2 separate regions of the Homo sapiens genome follow, and region 1 is linked to region 2. Evidence: read pairs that join two places in POLR2A ChIA-PET (ENCODE). Cell type or tissue: B cell. All regions are shown on one strand. Region 1 overlaps TMEM95 (transmembrane protein 95). Region 2 overlaps POLR2A (RNA polymerase II subunit A).

Evidence for each region. Peaks named below come from ENCODE experiments on the same cell type or tissue, not always from the same donor. Only the 100,000 strongest peaks of a DNase experiment are listed, where the experiment ranks them.
Region 1: POLR2A ChIA-PET joins it to region 2 with 7 read pairs; 21 of 35 experiments call an interaction of 5 or more read pairs at or near these places.

Annotation. Positions count from the first base shown.
Region 1 is chr17:7,355,169-7,357,668 of GRCh38, reverse strand. It overlaps TMEM95 (transmembrane protein 95), which reads right to left. Exons shown (of 7, transcript NM_001320436.2): 1 at 2,296-2,500; 2 at 2,027-2,083; 3 at 1,751-1,831; 4 at 1,620-1,640; 5 at 1,393-1,473; 6 at 1,190-1,277; 7 at 450-1,070. The coding sequence starts at 2,464. The coding sequence ends at 1,037. Among named protein-coding and RNA genes, the nearest start is that of TMEM95, 1.3 kb to the right of the region's middle. RefSeq lists enhancers at 1,919-2,445, 2,446-2,500. In B cell, CTCF peaks have their summits at 1,266 and 1,466 (motif pointing left); a DNase peak (open chromatin) is centred at 1,468.
Region 2 is chr17:7,497,734-7,500,233 of GRCh38, reverse strand. POLR2A (RNA polymerase II subunit A) reads right to left here. Exons shown (of 30, transcript NM_000937.5): 7 at 2,364-2,500; 8 at 2,024-2,156; 9 at 1,071-1,195; 10 at 743-953. Among named protein-coding and RNA genes, the nearest start is that of POLR2A, 15 kb to the right of the region's middle. In B cell, no CTCF peak of the experiment used is centred here; no DNase peak of the experiment used is centred here.

The DNA.
Region 1 (2,500 bases), 140 kb after region 2:
ACAAAACACCAGGGTTTCTCAACCATGCTCTGACATTTTGTTTCTTTCTTTTCTTTCTTTCTTCTTCTTCTTCCTCTTCTTCTTCTTCTTCTTCTTCTTCTTCTTCTTCTTCTTCTTCTCCTCCTCCTCCTTCTTCTTTTTCTTCTTTTCTTTTTTTTTTTCTCCTATCTCCCTTTCCTGGTAAACACTGACATTTTGGACGGGATAATTCTTTGCTGTGGGGACTTTCCTGTGTGTTGTGGGATGTTTAGCAACATCTCTAGCCTCTACCCACCAGAGGCCAGTAGCACGTCCCCCCAGTTAAAACAATCCAAAACGACTCCAGATGTTGCAAAATGTCTACTGGGGTGCAAAATCACCCCCATCTGAGAAGCACTGTGCTACTCTGAGAGTCTCCCATCCTTCCTCTGCCCTCCCCAGTTGCAGACAGAGGCTAGGCAGGGGCAGAGGCCATGAACAGCAAGTTTTACTTAGGCCTGGCAGGATGGAGGCCTCTGAGGGAGGCCAGGATTTCAAACTGTTAACACGATGGAGGGAGGGCATGCCCGCGAACCCACTGATGTGATCTCACTCTAGTGGGGTGAGTTTTCCAGAACATGCATTCCCGGATTCCCCATCAGTCATAGGAGGGCCTGGAATAGCTTCTGGGGCAGATGCCCCCGCTTTCCCGGAACAGGCAGAAGGGGGTGTGGGTGTGGTGGGAGTGGCGTAGGGGATTCTTTCCTTCTGTAGATATTTTCCTGGCATTGTTGACAGCCATGTGATTGGTTGAGGGCTGGAGGGGAGGAACTTTCCAGCTGTGGGTGCCTGGGTTCCCGGGAGGCCATCTGACACTGGGATTGTGGGGGATCTGGGTTTTTGGGGATTTTCTTGTTTTTCATTATCTCACCAACCAGAAGCAGGGATGTCTGGGTTTTAGGGTCTGGAGACTGTCTTTGGAGCTGGGACTAAGGGGCTGACTGGTTCCCCTCCAAGGGATGTGGAAGTTGTGAGTGCATACCCCTTAGAGCTGGAGGCTGGGAGGTTTTCAGCGTCTTCACAAGCCACTTTTTGCTTGGAGGTGGTGGGACCTGAGGGAAGACGAGGGTGGGAAGCCTACGGGAGGGGCCTGGGAGGGACAGAGGGAGGGAGGATGGGTGGTGGAAGGCACTGGGCGGGGTAGGATTCCTGTCTTTATCCCAAAACTCACTCCACCAGGAGGCTCAGAACACCCAGAAGCAGGAAAGCTCCGAAGATGGAGAGGAGCAGAATCTTGGCTTCCCAAAGATCCTGACTTCCTGCAGGGAACCCAGGAGGCAGTGAATGATTCTGGGACCCACACGCACCGACTTGGGAGCCCAAGGGCTCAGGGATCTGGGCAAGGTGGGGCGGGGCCAAGATGGGCGTGAGGACCTGGGAAGCAGCGCTTTCGGGGCCAGCAGGACACCTCCGTCCCCTTGCAGGTGGAGCAGTTGTACAGCGTGGTGCTGCCCCCTGCAGGAGACAGCAGAGGCAACGCTGGGGAGGGGAGGCCGGGCCTCCACCCTGCCTGGTACCCAGCTTCCTCCTGCAGCTGCCAGGCCCTCCTCTGACACCCTGCAGGCCCCAGGTCCTTGCTACCCCTTTCCTTTCCTACTCACGGCAGGCGGGGGGACAGAGAGCTGAAATGAAAGACAAGGAAGGGGTGGGGGTGTGAATGGATGAGCTGCTCACCACACATTCCTTTGGTTAAGACCCTAGGCTCCCCTTGAGGCCCATCCCGCATCGGTACCTTCCCTGGTGTACTCAGGGAGCTTGGTCTTTCGAAGCCAACTCCAATATGAAGGGAGTGAGGAGACAGCCTCTTTGATTTCTGGGGAGGCAGACAGCAGCTCCGTTTCCCTGGGCCTCGACGGGGCCAGTTCCCCCTCTCTTCACGCAGCCCCTCCCTGATCAGCCCTCCTGTCTCTACCCCTCCACCCTTCCCTGCCCACCCCAACCCCTGTCACCCGTCCCTCTCCTTGGTATCCTCCCAAGCCCCTAGGTCACTCTTTCCCCTTGACCTCACCCATGACCCTCAGGACTCTGTGAGTCTTCTCTGTGACTTTGTTCATGGACACCTCATCTGTGGAGATGGGCAAGGACCAGCGATTCCCTCATCAGCCCAGGTTCTGGGGTCTCTCCTGACTTTCCCAGATATGGAGCTCTCTCAGAGGGAAAGGCCAGCATGTCCAGAAAGGGCCACAGATGGAGGGCACAGCTGGAAGGTCACATGCCACCCTCTGGGGGTAGGGGGGTGAGTGCTTGCTGGGCCCATCCCTGGATGTCTGGTCCTACCTAAGGCAAAGGCCGAGAAGTCTGGGGAGGCCCCACATTCCTTCTGCCTGGCCTCCATCTGGCTGCAGAGCCGAGCCAGGCGGCCTGACAAGTCGTGGGCTGGGAGGCGACAGAAGACACAAGCCTGGGCGGCTGCCAGGAAAACCCCGCCTAGTGCCAGCCTCCACATGAGGACCACTGGGGGATGGGGCGGCGCTGCCCCAGC
Region 2 (2,500 bases):
TAGAATTACAGGTGTGAGTCACCATGCCCAGTCCCAAAAACTTTTTTTTTTTTTTTTTTGAGACGGAGTCTCGCTCTGTCGCCCAGGCTGGAGTGCAGTGGTGTGATCTCGGCTCACTGCAAGCTCTGCCTCCCGAGTTCACGCCATTCTCCTGCCTCAGCCTCCCAAGTAGCTGGGACTACAGGCTCATGCCACTACGCCCGGCTAATTTTTTGTATTTTTCAGTAGAGATGGGGTTTCACCGTGTTAGCCAAGATGGTCTTGATCTCCTGACCTCGTGATCCACCCGCCTCGGCCTCCCAAAGTGCTGGGATTACAGGCGTGAGCCACTGCGCCCGGCCCCAAAAACTTTTAATTAAAAATTCATTGTAATACTGAAATTTTTGTTTTTGTTCTTAACAATAAGCATAAATTTCTTTTAATAATTAGGAAATAAGTGAAGGTTAAAATAGAAAAATAAAATTTGAACAAGGTCTTACTTATTTTTCCCTTTATCTTTCCTTTACAGGCAATACCTGGTATTACATGAAATTTTAAGGAATTAAATGGGGAATTAACGCCTTACACCTTTTTGGCCTGAGTTTTCCTAACCCCCTTTTTGTTCGCCCACCAGAAAAGACAATCTCACAGACCACTGCTGGGTAAGTCAGGAAAAAAAACACAGCTCTTCCTCTCTAGCCTCCACCTTGCACCCCAGAGCCCCACTGCCCACTTAAGCCAGGTTTCCATTTGGACCACACACCCGCTCCAGGAAGACGTCTCTCTTGGTGAATTTGCGCACTGCTGTGAGTGTGTCCTGCACAATACCCATGACAGGCCGATTGCTCTGGGGGGTGACAATCATGCGAGGAACCATGGCCAGCTCCTGGATCTCTGCTCGCGTCTCCAGAGACTGTGGCAGGTGCAAGTTCATCTCATCCCCGTCAAAGTCTGCATTGTACGGAGTTGTCACACTACAGTTAAAGAGAAAAGTCAGGGTTGGGAAGATGTCTGCAGCGAAACCTTGAGGAGCCACCCAGCCTGCCCGCCTCCCACCAATTCCAGCCTGCTTCCCTCAGCCAGGGACTGACCTAAGATTCAAGCGAAAGGTAGACCATGGGAGAATGCGGACCCGATGCCCCATCATGGACATTTTGTGCAGAGTTGGCTGCCGGTTGAAGATAACAATGTCCCCATCACACATGTGCCGTTCCACCTAGAGAGGTGAGGTAAGGAAAAGGTCTCAGTGAAGGAGGTATCTAAGAATAAAAGGACAATGGACCTAAAGTCCTTTGCAAGTCCAGTGCAGTGGCTCACACCTATAATCCAAGCACTTTGGGAGGCTGAGGCGGGCACGTCACTTAAGCTCAGGAGTTTGAGACCAGCCTGGTCAACATGGTGAAACCCCATCTCTACTGAAAATACAAAAATAAGCTAGGTGTGGTGGCGCGCGCCTGTAATCCTAGCTACTCGGGAGGCTGAGGCAGAAGAATCGCTTGAGCCTGGGAGGTAGAGGTTGCAGTGAGCCAAGATCACAGCACTGCATTCTACACTCCAGCCTGGGCGATAGAGCGAGACTGTCTTCTTTAAAAAAAAAAAAAAAAAAAAAAAAGTCCTTTGTAAACTGAAAAGAGATGACATCGTGGTGCTAATTCACTTGAAACACTTATTAAACACTCCTCTGGACAAGGCCCTGGGCCAAACACCAGGTTATCAGGGATGAATAATACACAGCATTCACCAATCTCAAGGAACTCAGTCTAGAAGAAAAGCAAGAGAGATTCTGAACATAAAGCCTTCTGCACTGTTCCTCCACGGATCCCTCTTCCCTGCCATATGCAAGCTGCCCCGGGTTTATACCACCCCCACCCTGAATGCCAGAGACCAACAGCTCCCTGCACACCTGGGCAGCAACAGCCTTTAACAAGACAGTCAAGTCTGGATCCCAATGAACGAGACAGACTCAGATGGCCTAACCCAGCCTGCCCTATCTTGGAAAGCTTTCTGCTCAGGTGGCTGAGAGAGGCCCTGGCCTGCTACGTGCCTTATAGCCGGTCTGCAGGTGAAGGTCACTGGGCTTGGGGTGGAAACGCAAGTCAATGCGATCACCATTGTCTCGGATGATGTACTTGGCGCCTGGGTACTGGCTGTTCCCCCTGCGCACTAGTTCTTGAAGTCTAGGAAGGAAAGAGGTGCAATGAACTCAATGCTTCCTAAAATACCCCTGCAGCCACCCTCCCTGAGTGGAAGTTAAACTTCAGAACTTCAATTCCTCCTTGCTCCAAGCCCACGCCCGAGGTAGGAGGAGCAGACTCTCGAAGCCTTGCCACTGAGGCCATGTCTTCCCTAGCCATTCCAGGAAGGGCTTTCCAACGGAGGCACACCTGTCAATGTTGAAGGGGGTGACAATCTCCGCAAAGGTCATGTTGGCAGCAATGGAGCGGGGCACGCCAACCTGGTCAATGGAGAGGTTGGGGTCGGGGGTGATGACAGTACGGGCCGAGAAGTCCACTCTTTTGCC